Linked DNA regions of Homo sapiens: all the other regions are linked to region 3. The links are chromatin loops, found by intact Hi-C in ENCODE. Cell type or tissue: dorsolateral prefrontal cortex. All regions are shown on one strand. Links, peaks and the distances in the headings refer to the core of each region. The heading gives the core; the rest is flanking DNA.

Region 1 (7,939 bases), core at 1,915-6,914, 290 kb before region 3:
TAGGAATCACGTTCTATCTAATAATTACAACGAATCCTTGAGTTTCACCAAATGACATATTGTGCTTCCTATCAAATTCAAACATAGACTTAGATCTGTATACACACTAAATACTAGATCATTTTCCCTCTTCTCACGCTGAGCCTTGCTATGAAGTGTGTTTGGGATTATCTCGAATAATCTTTTATGTTTAATAGGTAACACAGGAGTTATTTTAATGACCAACTAATTTATAAAACATTTCCAACTGACTTGCTAGAAAGTTCTTTGTTCAGTTTTAGATTCCTAGAGTAGTTTGAATTGTTGATGTTAATTACTCCTTTCCACCTGTGCTATAGTAGAGTGCACAGCTCAGCTTCAGCCTCTCCATTATGCAAATATTAATAGGTAACTAACATCTTCCAAAAAATAAAAATAAAAAGCATTGAGAGGTTGTTTTCCTTAAACTTGAATTTCTCTAAAAGGTCCGAGTGGCCACAGAGGTGACATTTCTATTGCAGTCTATTGGAATAACATGCCTGCAATTGTGTAAAGATAACTTGCATAGCCAGGCATGGCTACCCTGTTGAAATTGACATTCAGGCATGATATGATTACATCTTTTAAAAAGTAATCTTCTTTTCAAAATATGGTATTTATTACCAAAAATGTAAGTATCTAAAAGAAAGCGTTGAAAAAATGCTCCACCTAGTGTGTGGAGAAACAAAGATCTAACTCACACACTTAAATGAATTCTATTAACTCTGCTGTTACCTCTGGGTTAAGTAACTTTAAAGCTTTAATAGAGATAATTTATTAAATGTAACTGAATGGTTTGACAAATATTAATTCACCAGGAGAAGGGTAATTCATTTCTTCCTCAATAGTAGGATTAAATCTGCTCATTTAGACATCTGTCACTTACTAACAACTCTCCAGCACTCTCATAGTTATCACATGCTATAATGCCAAACATAAAAACTGCAACTTTTGTGCAAGAGTCTAATTTTCTCTAAATGAAAAAAAAAAACAGCTTATATGCCAATCCCAATCCATGCATGCTACTGTAGATATACCTCACTGGCCACAGAACTTTTTTAGATATTATAAGAATGGGTATTCCTAAGGAGTAAAAGAACATTATTCTTCCAAGCAGCAAGTACTAGGGAGGGAGTGCAACAGGAGAATACAAATTCCCAAAAAGTGACTGGATTGAACAAGATTCATTCATTCACCTACTATGTGACAGGCACAGTTTTAGGTAGGAGAATACAGAGATGAACAAGACAGAGATGATCTTGTTCTCAGAAGGAAGTTCCATGCATTATTCATAAAGGAAAACATAATGACAATTGTTGGGGGTGTGGAGAAGCAATCAAGAACGGGTCGGTTCAAATAGCTCATCAATCTTCATCAAAGCACCATAACTCTAGTGTAGGTTGAAACTCTGCTATGTTACTAAGTCTTGGTTTATATCATGCAGGCATTATCTAGATTATAGAAAGAACAACTGCCCAGACAATAAGAAAGGCCTGAGAAAAATACATTAATGAGAGGAAGGGCTTAAGAAATTATTATTTCAAACTGCTTCAAACAATCCAAATAGAATGCCTCATTTATTTGATAAATACGTATTAGGCCCCTACTCTGTCCATGTGTACCGTCGGGATCTCAGAACTTACTGGAAGGAGAGCAATACAAAATAAATTAATTCACCAAAGATGGGAACTTCTCTGATACAGACGTCTGCTAAGGAGGATGAGTGCCCAGAGGAAACACTCTTAAGCCCAAGTTGAGAGATTAGAAGGCGTTGTAAGTAAAATATCTGAAATGTGTCTTGAAAAATGAGTAGACTTAACTATTTCTTTCCACCTCGAATAGATGAAGAACCTTCAGGGTAAAGGCACAAAAGGTGTGAAACAGCAAGACATCCCATGAAAAAGCTACATTCTGTTCACTTTTCTGAACCATGAGACAGGGAGTTGCGAGAGAGGAGACAGCTGAAGTGAGCTGTGGTTTAAATAATGTATGCTGAGAGGCTTAGGCTTTAATTTATAGAAAACAAGGAGTCACTGAAAAGTCTTCATTAAGAGATTCAGACCAGCTTTTTTTTCTCCCAGACTGACATTTTTTATGCATCGCTCTGGCTACAGACTAAGGAACCAGACCTATCACAGGAGCTAGTTTGGGTCTTAGCTGCCCAATCCTCCCACCAATACTATGATTTCAGAAATAGGACTTTCCATAGGTTCATCATTTGGTTGTTTTAATTCCATCTGTTGAGGCTAGCTGGACAAGAAGATGTTGAGGCTGCATTTTGACAAGTGTCCTCGTCTACTGACTTCCCTCTGCCCTCTTCCCTGCCTACTCTAAACCTTAGGGAGCCTGCACTTTTATCTAAACATAATGATCCTTGAATTATCACTAGGTTGAGAAGTTTCCAGTACTGCAAAAAAGTAACTACTTCATTAAAGTTGCTTGTCCAATTATTTAGAAACAGTTTTGGGACTCAAATTTCTCATCTGAAGTTATTTACTCTTTCTGTCTTCCCCTTCTCCCCACCTTGATGTGACTGGCCCCTGACTTAGGAGGGGTGGCCCTAGTCTGAGAAAGCCGATTCCCAGATGGTGGTGTAAACTCAGCTGCCATGTGTCTGTCCACAGACTGGACACCTCTTCCTCGATCACCCTACTGATAAAGACCCTGGGACCTGTAATCCAAGGATCCAACTCCTGCCATACTTCTACCCCAGGATTCCACATCGAACAGTGTGCAAAGCCAGGGTCTGGATCCCTTGGCTCTCAGGGATGATCAGATAGAATCATCCTAGAGGTCAGAACATTGCTTTACCCTGAAGTTAAAGTCTAGGTCACTGGAAGAGAAAGTCATGAGAGAACGTGAGGGAGAGACAGTGTGAAAGCAGGAAACACTGAGAGATATCACAGGATTCTATAAAACTCAGAAAGATGCTAATGAGTCCAGGACCTCAAAGAAAAATCTAAGTTTTGACATTAAGGCAAACAGAAGTGTAAGGGAGGGGACGTATTTCTCTAGTACTCGAAAGTTTCCACACATAGGAGGGGATTGCACTGGAGTAAACTTTATGTTACACTTACTATCTCTTTCCACCGAAGGAGGTATTCAAAGTTGAAATTTTTGGCTGGGCACAGTGCTATAATCCCAGCACTTTGGGAGGCCAAGGCGGGCAGATCACCTGAGGTCAGGCATTCCAGACCAGCCTGGCCAACATAGTGAAACCCCGTCTCTACTAAAAATACAGAAATTAGCCTGGTGTGGTGACACATGCCTGTAATCCCAGCTACTTGGGAGGCTGAGCCAAGAGAATTGCTTGAACCTGGGAGGTGGAGGTTGCAGTGAGCTGAGATCGTGTCACTGCACTCCAGCCTGGGTGACAGAGCAAGACTCCGTCTCAAAAATATAAAATAAAATAAAATAAAATAAAATAAAATAAAATAAAATAAAATAAAATAAAATAAAATAAAAAAAGTTGAAATTTTGGTCCCTGATTCCTCAAATAAGTCAAATCCCAATAAAATAATAGCAGCAGTGCTACCAAGCTCTACAGCTTTGCAAAACACCCAGTGTCATCGCTACCTTAAGAGTGTTGGAAAAACAAAGAGACAATTACTGCTAAGTTTAAAAGAAGAGATTTAACAACCTAGGTGTTCATCAGTGGAAGAATGGATAAAGAAACTGTGGTATATATACATAATAAAATACTATTTGACCATAAAAAAGAATGAAATCCTGTCATTTGCAGCAACAAAGATAGAACTGGAGGTCATTATGTTAAGTGAAATAAACCTGGCACAGAAAGACAAAAATTGACATGTTCTCACTCATATGTAGTAGAGCTAAGAAAGTGGATCTGACAGAGGTAGAGAGTAGAATGATAGTTACCAAAGACTGGGAAGGGTGTGGTGGGTGTGGGGGATGACCAGACGTTGGACAGTGAGTAAAAACATACAATTACATAGAAGAAATAGGTTCTAGTGTTTGCACAGTGGGGTGACTATACTTAACAACAGTATATTGCACATTTCAAAATAGCTAGAAGATTTGACATATTTCAAACACAAAGAAATGATAAATGTTTGAGGTGATAGATGTGCTAAATACACTAACTTGCTCATTATACATGCCATAAATGTATCAAAATAGCATATGTACTCCATAAGTATGTACAAAAAGAATGTATCAATTTAGAAAAAAAATTAAAGAGTTTTAAAATATGGGATTTCTTAAAAGAGAGACATAGAAGCAGTCCTTACACGGTTCATCCCAATACATTCCTTCAAAATGTTTTTCTTACACAAGTAAAATATTATATAAAGAGAAAAAGCTATTTTTCTTGCCAGTAGGTGGCAATATTGTCCAGTAATTTACTTAGAAGACTAAGCAAGTTAAAAATTTTTTAAAAAAAAAGAAAAAAAAAGTCTAAAGCCTAAGTTTCAAAGACAGAAGGAGATAGGAATCCTTTATATCTAAAAGCAGGTGAGTGGAATAAGTAAATTATTAAAAGGCAAAACTCAAGATTTAACAAAAAGTATCTATTTTTCTATTTATCACAGTAAGCCCCTGCTAACCATAGTATGGTTCTCTGAGCAGCAGTCTCAGCACCTGCGAGCTTATTACGAATGCAGCATCTTAGGGCCCACCCCGACTTACTGAAGCAGAATCTGCATTTTAGCACAATTCCCATCTGAATCATACGCACATTAAATTCCACCATATTATTCCTCTGTTCAAAAGCCAAAAGATTTTTTAAACTAAAATATTTTAAACAGCAAAAAAACTAGTTTCCATTGCATAAATCCAAAGTCTTCAACCTGAAGTATCCTGTTTCTTGAAGACGTGATTCCATAGGATCATTCTAATCTTTAATCACATTTCCAATAACTTAATATGCATGCACCACTCATCATATTGTCCTCAAAATGAATAATCGGCATCATGACATCTGTTCTTCTAATCCTATTATACAATTATTTAACTATGTGCCGTGTTCTAGAAATCACAGATTCAATGGTGGACCTGTACCCCAACAGTGAAGACGCACATAGAGCAGTTATGTTACTGTTCATATCATGCAAGTGTGTACCAAGGGCTATCGGGGCATAGTGGACAGGATGATTGATCTCGAGAAATGGTTCAGAAAGGCACCACTGAGCCTCGAAGGATGAACAAGAATTTGCTGAACAGGAATCTGCCACAGTAAAGAGCAGGAAAAGGACAGACCTTCCAGTCTTCTCTCCTCTGCATAACTAAGTAGTACCCATCTTTGATTTCAGCCATGTCCATGACACCATTTCCTTATCACTCCCAAGTCACTGCTTACCTCTGAAATATCATAGCACTGCAGTCTGAGCCACTCAATTTAGAAGTCACATGCAGTTAATGTTGCTTAAATTATTTTCCATTTGTTCCTTTTGTGTCATTTACAAGATGTCTTTAGAAAATTCATTTTAAGCTTCCTTGACCTCCCTTTTCTATTTAGTGAAATAGGAAGCAATATTAGATAATCTCTGAAGTCCCCGTCATTAATAATTTACACATAGACTGGAATAGGAACAGGCTATGTCTTAACTGGATCATCAGCTCCTTAAAGAAATAGATAACTTACTAGCCTCTGTGCGCCCTAGGAAAGAGAGCTTATAATGATTTAATAAATGCATCTTATATGTGGACTGTCATGACAAAATATATTTGAAACTAATTGATATGTGGTGCTCAGGTGGCCAAAATCATGGAACTAATTACATTTCCATGTTTCAGGGTTCCCAACTGCATCTCTAACCTTTGATAGAACATAGGGATACTAGCCCAAGAGAGTGGGTATTGTTCAGGGAAAATTAAACCTCATTTCAAGGAAACCCATGTCTAGGTCCTCCTCTAATGATGTCTTAGAATTGCCATCATTACTCCATAAAGATCTCTCAGCAACTCAAAAATGCAGGACTTGAAAACAAATGGTTTCTTTGCTTACACAAATTTCTTTTCCTTGTTCTCCAAAATGTTAATACACATTTTTACCATATCAAGTTTTTGAGAATTTTGAAGGCAGAGATGAAAGGAAGAATAATATTTCATTTAAATCATAAGCTCCCATAAGAGAAGTTTTATTGTAATTAATACATTCTGGACAATGCCCATTGTCTTTAGTAATAAGAACATCATCTTGGACCAGTGGGTCAATCCTATTTATACAACTTACCTTCCTTATATGGGATGACTAAAGGGTTTCAAATCTCCAGTTGTTTATTGTAAAACTTGAAGGAATCTTGTCTCAAAATGTAAAATATATACTTCGTGGATAAAGAAAATATTTTCTCATCCAAACTCAGAAGAAAATAACAGAAAATTAAAGCCCATAGAAGAGTATTGATAAGAAGCCTCAGAGAGTGGGAAGATAATCGGATGAAGAGACAAAGACCAGGATTCAAGAACAAATTCTGTCCTTTATAGACCAGTGTCACTTTAGGCATGCCTTTAGACTTAACTTTTCTAAGTCAATTTCTTTATTCTCAAATGAGATAAGTATCTGTACTATTGGATTTGGGCTAGGACCAAGTGAAACCTTAAGAAGTTGATATTTTCTATAATGTTGGTGGTATTTGGTAGGGATTATCATGGCTCATGAATCATCCTTTTTTCTTCTCTGAGGATAGGGATGAAAGTGGTTGTATCTAAATTGCAATAGAAAGAAATAAAAAGAAGTTGATGAAGGGCCTCCTAACTATAAGAATTGAGGAATCCTGAAACATACGAACTAAGAGAAATTCTAGAATATCCTTTCTTGAAAATCTGTAAGGAAAAAGTCAGTAGTTAGGTTTCTTAAGTGCCTTTGTTATAGTCTTATATGGAAGCAGACAGATAAATTATAGAACATCTAGGTTTTGCCCAGCCCTGTAATGTGTAAAGCTATCAGAGAAACAATAACCTTGTTCCTGAGAAACCGGTGTCTTCCAAAGCTTGGGATCCTAGTGGTACTATTTTAATTGGCAGTGAGAGTTGTGTCGTCAAGAAATTATCAAAACTTCTAAGTTGAAAATCATGAAAAATTACTCACCTGGTTGCCTCCACTCTTGGGATTCACAAATACAAGCAAGGGTTTCATGAGAGGAGAAGAGATGGGTTTTATCACAAAAGGACGACCTTTGTTTTCCTGCTGAAAGAAGCAATCAGCACTGTTAGGATACACATCCATGGCTTGAAAGGCAACCCCAAGGCAAGGGAGGTGGAAAACCACCCAATAATACATTTTGTTTCCCAGGGCTGACTCTTAACACGACTTCCATGTAAGGCTTGGAAGAAAGTATCTCAAGTTATCATTTGCTCCAGAGAATTAAGCCAGGCTTTTTATTTTACTCTGTAAACTCCAAATATTCCAGAAATATTAGCTTGGATCTTCATCATCATCATCTTGGGGATAACATTTCCAGGCAAGCGCAGAGGTTAGTTTTGAGTGTTTGTTTTTTTAAAAGAACAGAAAGAATCCTATTGTGGTTAGAGTGTAGTGAGGAGAAAGCAGTAGTAGAAGATAGATCAGAAAAATCAACTTGGACCAGATCTCATAGGACAGAGTAGACTATGGAAAGAAAGTGGAAATTCCTCAGAATAAAACTCTGAAACACTTACTTCCATCCCTCTTTTACTGGCTTTTCTTTTAAAGCTTGTTCTCTTCTTCTTCCGATTTGAAGCCTTCAGGGAGTTCTGTAGGGAGAGAGAGAAATGCCTGAGCTCAGAGGCAGCCAGCCCAGGAGCTTTCCCATGCAGAACCAAGTAGAAGATGACGGCAGCGCATGCTGTTCCACTGCATGCTTCTCATGCTTTCACACTTCCAAGCCACTGTTCATGGATAAGCCACAGACAGAAATCAGTCGAGTGCTTCAGAGTAAGCGACTGACTCTCCACCACACGGAGAGGCAGGGAGTAAGAA
Region 2 (7,939 bases), core at 1,729-6,728, 240 kb before region 3:
TAGTTAACACTTTCTGGAAGCTTGGCAGTGACCACAAAACTGAGAATTAGAGCAGTAGGTAAGACACAGTTTGTGGCTAAGGAATGTTTTTGGGTTTTTTTAAAGATAGAAATTATTAGAGTGTGTTTATGCTGATAGAAATTATCTAGAAATGAGGGGATGAAAATATATAAAAGAAAGGAATTTCAAGTCCTTGATAAGAAGACAAGGGAGAATATCCAAAACCCTTATGGAAGGTCTAGCTTCAGAGAAGTGGTACAGACTAATGAAAACCAAAAGCATCTTGTATTAGAAAAATTGCACGATTAAAATTGTCTCTCTTTCTCTCTTCCCCTGCCTCCACATTGACCTATCAATTGAGAGAGATACATATTGGAGGGCAGGAAGCTAAAGGTGGGTATATGAATCCCCTGGTTGGAAAGTCATAAACTCCATCTTAACTTGAAACAACCCCTTCTAGTTTCCTAAATAAAGCACCTCCTTCAATTGAGTCACCACTGAATTACCTTCTGGCCCACACTGTCTGCACTCTGGGTGGCACTGAGGCACCACAGCCCTATCATTCTTCTCCTGCTTTCCTCACCCTGCGCATGGCCCACAACCTTCCTATTGCTGCCATGCTGCACAAACACAATGGGAGAAGACAACTGATGGGGACAACTATGTTTTCTCTTTCTACAACCTCCATCCCAACCTACTCTCTTTCCACATGTTCTCCCAATCCTTTTGCATTGTCACTAGCAATTATAGCATTCATATTCATGTTGTCTTTTTTCATCAACTCTCTTTAAATGTTTGTGATTCTCAGATATCTCCTATTTCCACTCTCCACGTTCATCTATTCCCACAGCTTTCATTACTGTGTAAATAGGCTGATGACTCACAATGCCTGACCTCCAGCCCAGTCTTCCTCATAAGCTCCAAACTCATATACCCACTCAACCTTCTATTGGGCATCTCCAGTTGAGGACAACAGGGATACCTCACACTTCACAGTTCTACAACTAAACTCATTACCTCCCCAGCCCATCCTCAAATCAACTCATTTTCCAACATCTAATCAGTTTTTCAGGTGTGTGTGTGTGTGTATGTGTGTTTGTGTGTGTGTGTGTGCGCGCGCGTGCGCGCACTTAGCAGTAGCTTGGTTTAGTCTGGGCTCCTCTTGTGTCCAAAATCCAATCAATTACTACATCCTGTCAATTTTGTTTCCTTCAAACTCATATCTACCAACGTTATTCTTAGTTCACGTCACCATTATTTCTTGCCTAGATTACTAGCATGGCTTCTGAAAGTTGTCTCTATGCCTCCAACTCTTGAACTGCATGGTATTTCCTCCACGCTGCAGCCTGAACAATATTTGGCTTAAAGTAGTTTAATGCTCACCTCCCAACTATCCTGATGATAAAACACTCAACTTGCAGCATGGCTTACAAGGACCTTCAGGGTCCAGCTCTTGCTATCTCAGATCTCATGTCTTACTCAGTACACCCTCTCTCACTTGGACTTGTGTGCTCTTCTTTCTATCCGGAAGGCTCTTGCCACTCACCTCCTAACCACCCTCCTCTCACTTAACTTAGTTAGCTCCTTAAGGTCTCAGCTTAATTGCCGCCTCTTCCAGGAAGCCCCTTCTCTGACCCCTCTCCTCTCTTTCCTATTTGTTACTACACAGAGCTGATCTGAGGAGTAGACCAGCTGGGGAGGTTTCCAAGGGGTAAATCTGTAAGTGGAACTGAACCTCGTCTCCCTGAGAAAGTATGCTTATCAGAAATCATTTTTACCAGACTTTGTCTTAAGGAGGATACCGTATAAGATGCTAATGTTTGGGAGGCAGTGAGTGACTGCTGGGCAGGCTGAACTACATTCTAGGAGGACAGGTTCTGTTCATTGCAGGCTTTTGTTTCACTGATTAGGGAGTGCAATTTTGGGCCTGGAGCTTAACTGTCCAGAATAACACAGGAGGGTTCTTGCCTGAACTGTGCTTGCTGTCTCTGCTAAATAAAATGTGAACAAATAAGTGCTGTCTCCTCTTGTCATACCTCTGCTTCCCACTAACACATCAGTAACAACTCTTCATTCTAACTTCCTCTTTACCTGTTTATCTTCACGACCAGACTGGAGGGTCAGGGACTGAGAACTGAATATAGTTCTAGCTTATGATGTATTTATTTTTTACTTAACAAATGAAAACACTGAGATTTAGAGAGCTTAGGTGAGACGCCCAAGATCACACACATCAAGGCTGGTTTTGAAAGCAGACCGTCTGACTCCAGGGCTCATAGGAATAACCAGTTACTGTGCTGCCCCATGAATGGCTTATACCCACTCAAAATTGAAAAATGCACTTAAAATCAACCAGAACACATGGCAACAGAGCGACACTCTGTCTCCAAATAAATAAGTAATAAAAGTCTATTTCTTTCTTACCCCTTCAATTCTATCACTACCACCTTCCTCTAGTCTCTGGTTCATTTGGTAAGACCTTAAACTCCCCAGTACATTTTATGAGAATAAAGTCCAGTGTGCACATGTTGAAAAGACTTGAAGATTTTATTGATTGTGCTTATTGATGTGTTAACAAAAAATTGGCATGCAACAGAAAGAGATAGAATTTATTTTTTATTCCCTGGTGAATATCTATGAATCCACTGAATCAATGAGAAATCAAAGGTGATACTTGAAATCAAGCTCTGAAATACTCACTTCTCTTGGTGACCTTGAGCCTCCTTCTCGAAATGTTGGTTTACATCTGAAATTAATCTGTCATTCAAAAAGAAAAGTATATTATATTAGAGATAAGCATCAGACTAGACTGAATTACCTGAAAAAAAAAAAAACAGTGACAGATATTGAGACTGAAAAGCAAAACCTCCAAAGAACAAGGAATAATACTCTTCTTAGTCTTTTGAAATCATCACATTAGATAATCAACAGAGATCCCAGGTGATTCTATATCTCCAACCCCTTTCCTTCATTCTCACAAATCAAATCTAAGTATCTTTAAACGATAATGCTCTTACACCATAAATTTGAGAAACTGAGATAAGAAAGAGCCAGAGGAAAGATACTGGCAGCTTAAACTACCCAGCTGGGTTTCTGATTGTAAAAGTAGAAAATATAAACTTGAGTTTTTTTAGTATTATGACAATTATTCAAAGACAACAGAGTTATTCTTTTTTTTTTTTTTTGAGATGGAGTCTCATTCTGTCACCCAGTCTGGAGTGCAGTGGTGTGATCTCAGCTCACTGCAACCTCCGCCTCCTGGATTCAAGCAATTCTCCTGCCTCAGCCTCCCGAGTAGCTGGGACTACAGGTGCGTGCCACCACATCTGGCTAATTTTTTGTATTTTTAGTAGAGACGGGGTTTCACCGTGTTAGCCAGGATGGTCTCCATCTCCTGACCTCGTGATCCACCCATCTTGGCCTCCCAAAGTGCTGGGATTACAGGCATGAGCCACCACACCCAGCCCAGAGTTATTCTTTATAAAAGGATTCAGCACTGCTTTTCTTTTAGATGTGGAGGTCTCCTAGTAGGCACATTGACATTTCGGTTAGCTACTCGATAAAGTGAAAGGAGCAAAAGAATGAAGGCAGAGATGAGTAAGTGAAGTTGGGGCAGAAAAGAAAATATTAAGATAACATGTTGGTAGTCATTGCCACAAGATATCAGCTAGGATCAACTGGTCATGTCAGTGAAACTACATGAATGTCATGGGGGACTAAAATATTTCAATGCATTTACCCATGACAGCTCAAGAACATAGATAATACACAGAGAAACACACACATTAAAATGTAGTGGGAAGTGTGAAAGGAAAGAGGATGGCAGGCAACTCACTATTGGAGCCTTTCCCATCCCCTAAATGACAAATAAATGGACTTTGCCGAATCCACTGATTCTGGAGGCACACCACCACCGGGATGTCACTTCCAGCCCCACCCACACATTTGAGCAGCAACAGGAGGAGCACTGCCCCAGCAGAGTGAGAGCCGGCTTCCAGCGTGGCTCGCTCCCTTGCAGGCACTTTAGGAAGACGTAAACCACACAAGTCAGATATATGTGAACAACAATTATAAACAGCTTATAGAACTTCTTCCTTCTTAAACAGCTTGTGGAACAGCCTATGGGTGGATAGTAATGCTTGAACTGAGATGATATAATAAGAGAATCAGTGCACACCAGGCTTTTCCATCTAACTGTGTTCTTCCTTTTCCCAAGAGTCAACGTAAAATGATATCAAATTACACTTCAGCAAACAAGAGAGTGAACGACCCTTAAACATTGTCTTTCCATTAGTAATCTGGTAATAATGTTGGACTTCCAGCTTTTTTTTAAGGGCATTGTTTTCAAAAAGTTGGAACTGGAAATTTACACCGGGCCTCTGAAGACCAAATACTTGCAATGTAACAAAACTGCAGCAGGGGGCGCGCTCTTACCTTTTCTAGCTGCTCAATGCAGGCGGTGTGGACGACGATTTTACAGACTGCACACTTCCTCCTGAGAGCTGATTTCTACAATATTCAATTCAAAAGACAAAAAAGAAATGTTAACAGTCTGTTCTGAAGAGTTCCCTAGTATTAAAGTGGGCATATATAATAAATACATAAATACAGCAAACATTGTAATTATTTCTATTACAAAGCAAATTTAAAACTTCATCTTAAATATTGAATAAACTGACAAACTTTATCAACAGTCTCTGCACTCACCAAGTAGCTCCACATCTGCATGATTTAGGGTGGGCTAGATTGTCTCTTCAAATAATAATAATAATAGCTCCAATATTTTGAGCATATAACAAGAACTGGCTCTTTGTTCTGTCATTTCTAAGTTTCAGAACCTTACAATATAGGCATTATTCTCTTCCATTTTAAAATATTTTCTACATTATCACTCAAGTAGCTAAGGGGCAAGACCAACATCCAAACTCAGATCTAAGTTGAAAACAGGCATTCTTTCCCTATTGCCAAAGAGTCTAGATTTCCAGGGGCCAGTCATTTTAGGCTTCTATCCCAGGCATGAGTCTAGACTAAGTTACTTCGGTTTCTGCCCAAATCTTCCAGAAGTAAAGGAAGGCAAGTTCAGCTTTTACGCCCAGGAAACAATAATAAGAATAGCAACAAAAGCAGGAAACGCTGCTAATAGGAATATAGTATTTGCTATCTGTTCTTATAAGCACTTCACAAATGGTAGTTCACTTAACCCTCACAACCCTATGAAACAGGCCCTATTCTTAATTCCATTTCACTGATGAGAAAACTGCCCAAGGTCAGTGAATTAAGGCACAGCAGGGCCAAGTGGTCTGGCTTCAGAGCTCATGCTTATAAGCATTACACAATTCGGCCTCTCTGACAGTCAGTATTAGTTTAAAATTATAATGAAATAAAACTTTTTAAAGTTTATCTTTTTCTCTAATGATAAAAAATGGACTGCATGGAGAGAGATGAATGAGCAGAATCTACATTTCATGACTGCCAGTGTCATGCAGGATCTAAGATAGGAAAGTTCAGCCCTCTCTATAAAGGACAGACTGGAAGGAGGATTTGTATGAATAATTTCTGTGTTTGAGCCTGAAAGAAATGTACTATAACTAAGCCTGTCTGTCAGATGGGCTATCAAAGCATCCAAGTGTGAAAGGTCCTGAGTTCCTGTCCTCTTAGAGATTGCTGGCAACCTTCCCCTTCCGAGGAGTGGTTTCCCCTGCTGAGGTATAATTTTTGAGTCAACTGTGTCAGGTAGGTGAGAAGAAATAAAGCATTGCTGCGGCCAGAGATTTGAAGAGCTGCAAACCACCACTTTGGAGGGGTAGGATTAGGAAAGAAAATGCAGCCTCATAGGTCTTGGACAGCTGCATTCATTCAACATGGGGTATTTACACATTATCAGCCACCAACAAAGAACCTAAAACACTGCAGTACCGCTGCCATGAAACTTGTAGAAGAAATCCACTGACTGAGATTCCTTTATTCTGCTTGCAGATGCTTTTATCACTCTCGGATTTCCTCTTCCTGAGGGAAGAACATGGTGTAGCACATGAAATACATTTGACAATTGCTTTTGCACATAACAATGATAAAAGAAACCAAAGCATCTAGCTACACTACTGAACAGTGTCTTGTTCTACTACTAAAAAAGAAAAGAAGAAGAGAAAAAGAAGGAGGGGGAGGAACAAGAAAACATACAGTAGTAATCGTAGTAACACAGCAGTAGCAATCAAAAGGACAATCAAAAAATTCTATTTTGCTCTACAGGGTAGAGCACCCATAAGCAAATCATGGTTTCCCTTCTGTTTCCTATGGATATCCTGGTGCGAATCACTGCTTTGGCACCACCTGTGGAAAATGCATGGGGCATTTGAGTCACATTGCTAATCAGAGTTATAGCGACACAAAGGAAACTGGAGTTGATTTTAGTCTATTCATTTCCCATGAAACTCCTAGTAAATTACATTGTGGATAAGCAATGCAATATTACCACAGGTAGGCAACCACTTACAGGCTGTGATTTAAGGATGCCTGAAAAGCCTCCCTCCTTGCCAATAACTCCTGTCCTAGTCTAGCTTCGTGCTTGACACTACGCTCTGCATTAAGTTCTATGGAGTTCCAGGGATTTCTTAGTCTGTTACGAAAGTCACTGAAGATGGAAGGAAGATGCGGAGAAAACTCAGGAAGCCTCATGCATTCAATGAAATGCAATGCCTCCTCCTTTGTTTTACAAATCAGGATTCTGAGTCAAAACATCTTTTGCACAAGGGATCTGGGCTAGAAGAATTTGAGAACTGGTGCATTAAGATATGCTATCTCTCAGCCTTCTGGAACGTCATGTAAATGCACTAACATCATTCATATGGAAAAACTGAAGTGCAACGTTCCGCAGATGATAATATATGGAGTCGAGTGCTGTAAGTTCTAAAACTGATTTTAACTGAACTATATTGATTTTTAAAAGATCCTCTTAAAATATATTATGAACTTATGTGCCTTTTGAGGCAGAATATATAAACCATATTCTAAATTTTTCTTCATAAAGACTACAACATGATGCACTGTACAAAGAACAGTCATTTTTCTCTTTCCTGTCCTTCTGTTTGGGTAGAGCTCCTTTTGAGTCAGTGTTGCTGTCTTTTGTTGCTCTCAATTTCCTAAATGGCAGCTTCTCAACAGCTTTTAATCTGAGAAATCAGATAATTACAGTTTACAATCATATGTAAAATTAAGTAAATAAATTCTGAATAAAGGTCCCAGGTCTTTTGCCATAGTAGAAAAGTAAATAGATTTTTAGTTCCTTAATTGAGGGAAACTGTTTTAGCAAATCGGAAATTTTAATCACTGACTTCACGGTGTATGACTACATTTCAACTGGTTAAAGTTATTTGAAGTAGTTGGATAATAAGCTTCCGGACAGAAATTGCCCAAAACACCTAGAATTTTGTGCTTAGTTAGGTTGCAATTTTTCATTTTTAAGTTCCCAGCTATACACAAAGGTAAGATGCAGGAATCTGGACATTCTAAATACTACAAATATTCACTTTTTCCCAAATAACTTATATGAGCCAGTGCTTACTTCTCTACGAAAGGTGATAAATTAAACCAAGAAAAGTCACTTAAAAGCATTCAGTAGGGGCCGGGAGCAGTGGCTCATGCCTGTAATCCCAGCACTCTGGGAGGCTGAGGCGGGCGGATCACAAGGTCAGGAGATCGAGACCATCCTGGCTAACACAGTGAAAGCTCGTCTCTACTAAAAATACAAAAAAATTAGCCAGGCATGGTGGTGGGCACCTGTAGTCCCAGCTACTCAGGAGGCTGAGGCAGGAGAACGGCGTGAACCCGGGAGGCAGAGCTTGCAGTGAGCCGAGATCGCGCCACTGCACTCCAGCCTGGGCGACAGAGCGAGACTCCATCTCAAAAAAGAAGCATTCAGTAGGTTACCTCTTATTCCTTA
Region 3 (7,939 bases), core at 1,903-6,902:
AGAACAAAATAAGAAATAAATGGAGCAAACTGAGCCACAAACGCCTACAACTAATGGGCCGGGCAGTGTATGTGCATCACTCATGCAGAAGAAAACTATACCAGTGGGAAAAAATGACAAGATTTCTCAGGGATGAGACCAGGGTGGGGCCATCCAGAAAGCTTGCAGCTTAGAGAGGTGCATTCACTTAGAAAAGCCAGAAGGATTCTCTAGCAGCCACACAGGCACTGCTCAGACACCAGCAAGTGAAAATGTATTTCTTGATGGAGCACAGGAAGAAGGGCCCCCTGGGAAACCATCTCACTCCCATCTTACACATTTCCTGATAGCATGCAATTAGCGGATCACCTCAGCAAAGGAAGTGTGAAGGTGCTTTCGCACCACTTCAGCTCTGTTCCCAGAGTCTCCCAGAGAAAAACTGAAGAAAGATGAAAAAGACTTCCTCATCTACTCTCCCGGCCCTGTCCTCTTCCACTCTCCATAGCTCAGATAAAAGATCTTTTCATCTAGAAATCAATAATAGGCTAGGTGGCTGCTGCTGAGTCCAGTACAAAAAAAAAAAGAAAGAAAACCATACTCAGGATTGACTCATAATCTGAGCACAAATTTTCATCTGGGTAGATGCGAAAGTCCCCTGTGGGGTATTGTATAGGGGTGGAAAAAAGTAAAGAGGTATCATTTTCTTTCATTTGGTCAATGATGAAACAGCCACTCACCTTCCCTGCCATGCCATGCATATGAAACAATGGCCCCCAAGGCCTCTCCACCCCCCATTTCTGGTGACCCAGGATCCTCTTCACTTATCAAAGTTGTTCTACTTCCATCCAGCTGCCTCTGAAGAATGATAATATGAGAAGCATCAACAGGAACACACACACAGGTGTGCATTCCCCAGCCCAGCCCTGCACACTGCCCAAACACTGGTCACCTGCATGGGGTGATGTGAGTAAAGGGTCCCAACGTCTTCCCTTGCCCAGTACCCCAATCACCAGCTCCCCATGGCTGGCTCTAGGGCAGGGCATTGCCAATGCTTACATCAGTCATTTTGGTTACTGTGGTATTCTCTGAGCGCCACAGACGCCCTCGGCAGAAAACAAAGAGAAAGGGGGAAGAGCAGTTAGAGGAACTCTAGGTCTATTCCCCATTTGAGCGAAGCAGCCCTGCTTTTATCTATTTCCCTCTCAAGCCAAAATACATTAAAAGCTACTGGTTTTGTTTGTTTGTTTTGAGATGGAGTTTTCCTCTTGTTGCCCAGGTTAGAGTGCAATGGCGTGATCTCGGCTCACCGTAACCTCCGTCTCCCAGGTTCAAGTGATTCTCCCGCCTCAGCCTCCTGAGTAGCTGGGATTACAGGCACACGCCACCACGCCCAGCTAATTTTGTATTTTTAGTAGATATGGGGTTTCTCCATGTTGATCAGGCTGGTCTCGAACTCCCAACCTCAGGTGATTCACCAGCCACGGCCTCCCAAAATACTGGGATTACAGGTGTGAGCCACCGCGCCAGGTCTTAAATATTATGATCTTAGGAGGTCCCCGCTACAATTATCTGTGGGAAGATCACAGATGAATCCATTGCCAGCCATTACTACCATAAAAGCGTTATCCACGAGGAGAGGTGAGTCTTGAAGAGGGAGAAGAAATGGGAGAAGAAGACACACAGAGCCACTGCGCTCCTGAGACTCAAGGGAAGGCACAGAGTACAGGGAAGGAGGCCAAGGGGAAGAGGAACATCGACAAACTTGTTCTGCTTTGTAAGTAAAATAAGCCAGACAAAGACAAATACTGTATGGTATCACTTACATCTAAAGAAAAATTTAAGTCAAACTCACAGAAACAAGAGAATAGAAAGGTGGTCACTGGGCACTGGAAGTGGGAGAACTGGTCAAAGAATACAAACTTTCAGTTATAAGGTAAATACATTCTGAGGATCTACTGTACAGCATGGTGACTGTAATTAAAAATGCCATATTATATACTAGAAGTGTGCTAAGCATTGGCACCAAAAAGAAAAAGAAAAAAAAGGTAATTATGTGGAGTGATGGATGTGTTAATCAGCCTGATTGTGATAATCATTTCATAATATATGCATACATCAAATCGTTACATTGTATACTGTAAAAATATGCAATTTTGTCAATTATGCCTTAATAATGCTGACAACAAAACACATAAACAAAAAACTTTCCCTGCTTTAACAGGTGGCTAAGCTAGCCCTGGTCACATTCAGTAACAGCAGACTGTCAGGGAAGGCTCAGATCCCAATAGCATGAAGTAGATTATTATTATTATTATTTGAGACAGAGTCTCGCTCTGTCGCCCAGGCTGGAGTGCAATGGCACAATCTCGGCTCACTGCAGCCTCTGCCTCCTAGGTTCAAGCGATTCTCCTGCCTCAGCCTCTCGAGTAGCTGGGATTACAGGTGTCTGCCACTACGCCCAGATAATTTGTGTATTTTTAGTAGAGATGGGGTTTCACCATGTTGGTCAGGTGATCTCTGACCAACAGGTGACCCACCTGCCTCGGCCTCCCAAAGTGCTAGGATTACAGTCATGAGCCACTGCGCCTGATCAAGGTAGATTATTTTTAATGGTGAGTCAAAGATCCTGTAGAAATGTATGAGAATATGTCCAGTGTTTTGTTATGTGGAAATAGTTCTTAACAAAGAAGTATGTACAATATAAATACATACACATAAGATATTCCAAAACATAAAGATACCTCTGAGTGAAAGGATTCTTTTTTTTTCCTAAATTATTTTTACAAGGAGCACATATTATGTATGCATCTTCCTTAAGTCGAAACGTATGATAAACAAGTAAAACTATATCAAACTAAAAAGCTTCTGCACAACAACAACAAAAATTAACAAAATGAAAAGGCAGCCCACGGATTGGGAGAAAATGTTTGCAAACCATATAAACCATCATGAGGGGTTAATATTAAAAACATATGAGGAACTCATACAACTCAATATCAAAAACAACCAATTTTAAAAAATGGGCAAAGAATCTGAATAGACATGTCTCTAAAGAAAACATAAAAATGGTCAACTGGTATATGAATAGGTGCTCACTGACACTAGTCATCAGAGAAACGTAAATCAAAACCCTACATGATATCACTTCACATCTGTTAGTACTATCATTATAAAAAAGACAAGGCGCGAAAAGTGTTGGCAATGGTGTGGAGAAAAGGGAACCCTTCCACACTGTTAGTGGGAATGTAAATTAGTAAAACCATTATGAAAAACAGTGTAGAGGTTCCTCAAAATATTAAAAATAGAACTAGCATATAACCCAGCAATCCCTCTGCTGGTATATACCCAAAGACAATGAAATCAGCATCTCATGGTTACTTGTGTACCCATGTTCATTAACGATGAAGAGTCTTGCTTTAGAAAAATATTCTGCTAATAACTGGAGGAGAAATGATAGAATTCTATAAGGCTACTTTCAAACCCCTAATGTATTGATCTCTCTAGCCAATAAGTATACATTGTGGAGAACCGAATAACCAATTTTTATGTTCCTTCTGATGGAGGCATGTAGTGGAACCTATGAAGAATTCTTACCAAAAACCAAAACCAAACAAAGTAGAGTCTGTAGTGGACGAAGGACTGTGCTAACGGACACCACAAGGACATTACAGGTAAACTAAGACCAGGAAGACTCTACAGGACAACTGACTCGGCCTTTACTAAATAACAGCAAAGACATGCAAGAGAACTTACAGACAAAAAGATATGTAATGGACATATCAAACAGTTTGAACACATGGACCTTATTTGGATATCTGATTCAAACAAGCAAACAAAAATAAAAATGTGGAAGGAGGGAGGGAGGGAGGGAGGAACAAAGGAAAGAAGGAAAGGAAGGAAGGAAGGAAGGAAGGAAGGAGGGAGAAAGGAAGGAGAAGGGGAAAGGAAGGAAGGGAAGGAAGAAAGGAAGAAAAAAGAAAGAAAGAAAAAGAAAGAGAAAGAAAGAAAAGGAAGAAAAAGGAAAGAGAAGGAAGGAAGGAAGGAAGGAAGGAAGGAAGGAAGGAAGGAAGGAAGGAAGGAAGGAAGGAAGGAAGGAAGGAACACGCAGCACAGTCCACCTGCAGAGGAGAGGAGAGACTTCCCAGGCAAGGTAGTGGGGTCGGTCCTTCTCCCTCACACACCCGGACTTCGCCCCAGCACATCCCTGCTGTGCCTCTGCTGCCCCCATGTGGCCCAGGGAAGGCCTGACACGGAGCCTGTAGAGGACGAAACCTGAACACAAACTCCAAGGAGGTCTTTGCTCTTCCCCTTTTCGCCAATTCTTGGCCAGGATTTGTCCCACCCACCCATGAACATGGGGCTGCTGCGGAAGCAAGTGCCAGGATGGGTGCCGGGAACGCCTATCGGCTCAGGATGCTAAAAACATGCATACATATGCTGGCTCGGGGAGCAGGATCCAGAGAAACAGAGCCGCCTCAGGCAATCCCCCCAGGGAGAGGAAGTGGAGATAAAAACAGAGGAAGCCCCAGCAGACTAACGGCCAAAGGCAAGCAGTGAAACCAGCTCCCTTGCCTCATGAGATCAAGGTAATGCCACACTAAGTTGGTGGCACTTCCTCCCTTTGGGCAGTCTGTCTTACAGAGCACTTGGGGTGAACTGCCCCTGACTGCTATCTGAGCACACATTCCCAGAAATGCAGAGAAAATTTCAGGGGGATCCCACTGGCGGTAGTTTTAGCTTATGTCTATATTAGCTGGCTTTTTGAGCAACAAACCATGAAGCATCAGGAAACGGGAATTAAATTCATTTGTTATTATCAAATAACATGCAAAGAGATTTAAACTGATCCCTTAATATTTGCACAATTGTTACTGGGCATTAACACTGACCCTTAATCTGATTAAATTTTTGTTTACCCAGTAAGTCCATTTTTCTCTGCTTAATTTGTTGGATCTCTAACACTCAGGGTGACAGGAGTCTCTAAGAAATAATTGTCACAGCACAGGTATGTATCATGTGTGCACATGAACACATACATTCTGGATGAAACTCCCCAAAAGCCAGTTTCTTAACCCTGCACTTTCACCCCTTTCTCTTGCATATGAGCCAGGCATAAACCTCCATATACTCCTCCCACATCCAGGCTCCAGAGCCAGACTGCCTGGGTTCAAATGCAGCTTTAGCGGTTACTGTGTGACCTTGGACAAATCACCTAGACTTTCCGAGTTTCAGTTACCTCCTCTATATAGTGAGGATGATAATAATGGCATCTCATAGGGCTAAATGAGTTCATAGCTGTAAAGTGCTTAAAATAGCACTGGGCACAGCAAGTGCTAGAGGAATTTATCAACTTGGTACCGTTACAATTTTTGTAAAATGGGTTTGAAATGCAATTAATAAACTAGCTAATTTTAAAAAACTAATTTAAAAAACAATGATTTGCAGCCGGAGCAGTGGCTCAGACCTGTAATTCCAGCATTTTGGGAGGCCAAGGTGGGGGCGGATCATGAGGTCAGGAGATTGAGACCATCCTGGCCAACATGGTGAAACCCCATCTCTACTAAAAAAAAAAAAAATACAAAAATTAGCCGGACGTGGTGGCGCGTGCCTGTAGTCCCAGCTGCTCAGGAGGCTGAGGCAGGAGAATCACTTGAACCCGGGAGGCAGAGCTTGCAGTGAGCCGATATCATGCCACTGCATTCCAGCCTGGGCGACAGAGCAAGACTCCGTCTCAAAAAAAAGAAAAAAAAAATACCAATGATTTTCTCTTTTTTTAAACTAATAAGTATCATTTGCTACTAAAATTAGATTATAATGAAGTGGCCAGTGCCTCCTTGGTCACCTCTAAATTTTGATGTCATTTTCAGGAGAATCAGGCTTGTTGATCTTATTCTCCTCCAAGCCTCTTTTTTAACCCCCTAGTCATAGTCCTTGTCATGATCAGCTTCTTCTTCAATCCTGTATCATTTAGGAAAAGTAAAGAATATGCATGTATGTGTACATGTATGTGCATATGAGAGTGTGTACATATGTGTATTGTGGATGTGAACATGAGAGCATGTGTGCATATGTGTTTGTATATGTGCAAGAGTAGCACGTGTGCATGCGTGTGTGTGTAGCAGGAGTGGGTGGGTGGAGTTTGGCCATGCTGAGCATCTCAGCACAACTGCACTTTCACTGTGACCTCCTCCACTTTTCTGCCATCCCTGGTTCTGGATTCTATCCTCTTCCTTCCCCATCTTCCATTGGTAGCGCAATCAGCTCTCAGTCCAGTGACACTTACCTATTAGTGTTCTCTAGAACCTCTACCTTCTTCCGAAGCTCCAAGTTCTCAGTTGAACAAGACTCCACTCTACAAAGGAGGGAGAAAGAAGAAAATTATTATCCATAGAGCAAACACTAAGCTAGGAGCTAGGGTGGAGGTAGGTGGGGATGAGGAAAAGGAGGGTTGGGGGGATCTGCCACCCCATGGAAGTGTGGGAAAGTATTGAAAGAAGGATGAAGAGACTTAAGAAAAAAAAAAAAATAGGCCGGGCACGGTGGCTCACGCCTGTAATCCCAGCACTTTGGGAGGCCGAAGCAGGCGGATCACAAGGTCAGGAGATAGAGACCATCCTGGCCGACATGGTGAAACCCTGTCTCTACTAAAAATACAAAAATTAGCTGGGCGTGGTGGCACGTGCCTGTAATCCCAGCTACTCGGGAGGCTGAGGCAGGAGAATCGCTTGAACCCAGGAGTCAGATGTTGCAGTGAGCCAAGATCGCCACTGCACCCCAGCCTTGTGACAGAGCAAGATCTGTCTCAAAAAAAAAAAAAAAAAAGAAAAATAGAAGGAGCTGGGGCCGGGCGTAGTGGCTCATGTCTATAATCCCAGTAATTTGGGAGGCTGAGGCAGGCAGATCACTTGAGGTCAGGAGCTCAAGAATAGCCTGGCCAACATGGTGAAACCCCATCTCTACTAAAAATGCAAAAATTAGCTGAGCATGGTGGTGTGTGCCTGTAATCCGAGCTACTTGGGAGGCTGAGACAGAAGAGTCACTTGAACCTGGGAGGCAGAGGTTGCAGTGAGCCAAGATCATGCCACAGCACTCCAGCCTGGGCCACAGAGCGAGACTCTGTCTCCAAAAAAAAAAAAAAAAAAGAGGGAGCTGAGTGATGAGTGCCTGAATAATGAAAGATGAATAGTGACAGTACAAAATATGACCCTCTTTTAGGGTGTTACAACCTCTTTCCTCTCACCTCCTCCCTAGTGTTCTCAATGCCCATCATACTTCTCCCTCTATACTACAGTAATCTGGATACTCCCAGCTACACTCTTACCAGGACTGATAAGAAGTGAAGAGACTTAAGCAAAGGGCAGGACGAGAGCCCAGGACTAGGAATCCTGGTGCTGGGGCACGCATGCCCAAAAGAGACAGTAAAGAGACTTTCATAGGAACATCTTGACCCTGGATGCCCATAGAAAATGGTGGGACAGCATGGGACTACAGTCTTCCCACGGTATTCAGGGGGGATTAGTTCCAGAACTCCCCACAGATACCAAAATCTCCAGATGCTCGAGTCCCTGATTAAAAAATGGTGTAGTATTTGTATATAACCTTTACATATCCTCCAGTATATGTTAATCATCTCTAGGTTATTTATAATACCAAACACAATGTAAATACTATGTAAATATGTGTTATCTTGTATTTATAGTTGTATTATTTTTTATTGTTGTAGTTTTTTTTTATTGAGTTGTTTGGTTTTGGCTTTGGTTTTTTGAGACAGAGTCTCACTCTATCATCAAGGCTATAGTGCAGTGGCACAATCACAGCTCACTGCAGCCTCAACTTCCTGGGCTCAAGTGATTCTCCCCTCTCAGCCTCCTGAGTAGCTGGGACCACAGATGTGCACCACCATGCCTGGCTAATTTTTTTTTATTTTTTAGGGGGTCTGGCTATGTTGCCCAGGCTGGTC

Evidence for each region. Hi-C counts contacts between places; a loop is a spot of excess contacts. Peaks named below come from ENCODE experiments on the same cell type or tissue, not always from the same donor. Only the 100,000 strongest peaks of a DNase experiment are listed, where the experiment ranks them.
Region 1: it touches region 3 in a loop (6-fold over the local background); 43 of 110 quality-filtered maps call a loop at or near these places.
Region 2: a loop joins it to region 3, with 12 times the contacts of the local background. A loop is called at or near these places in 102 of 110 quality-filtered maps.

What each region holds. Positions count from the first base shown.
Region 1 is chr7:137,601,897-137,609,835 of GRCh38, forward strand. DGKI (diacylglycerol kinase iota) reads right to left here. Exons shown (of 33, transcript NM_001321708.2): 9 at 7,639-7,713; 10 at 7,070-7,168. Among named protein-coding and RNA genes, the nearest start is that of DGKI, 240 kb to the right of the region's middle. In dorsolateral prefrontal cortex, for the core only: CTCF peaks have their summits at 4,386 (motif pointing right) and 4,587; no DNase peak of the experiment used is centred there.
Region 2 is chr7:137,652,032-137,659,970 of GRCh38, forward strand. It overlaps DGKI (diacylglycerol kinase iota), which reads right to left. Exons shown (of 33, transcript NM_001321708.2): 4 at 4,435-4,509; 5 at 2,701-2,757. Among named protein-coding and RNA genes, the nearest start is that of DGKI, 190 kb to the right of the region's middle. In dorsolateral prefrontal cortex, for the core only: CTCF peaks have their summits at 4,431 (motif pointing right) and 4,637; DNase peaks (open chromatin) are centred at 3,971 and 4,440.
Region 3 is chr7:137,895,092-137,903,030 of GRCh38, forward strand. It overlaps CREB3L2 (cAMP responsive element binding protein 3 like 2), which reads right to left. Exons shown (of 12, transcript NM_194071.4): 8 at 6,263-6,331. Among named protein-coding and RNA genes, the nearest start is that of DGKI, 52 kb to the left of the region's middle. RefSeq lists enhancers at 363-532, 813-982, 4,280-4,349, 4,281-4,997. In dorsolateral prefrontal cortex, for the core only: CTCF peaks have their summits at 4,208 (motif pointing left) and 4,410; a DNase peak (open chromatin) is centred at 4,200; H3K4me3 peaks cover 674 bases; H3K27ac peaks cover 707 bases.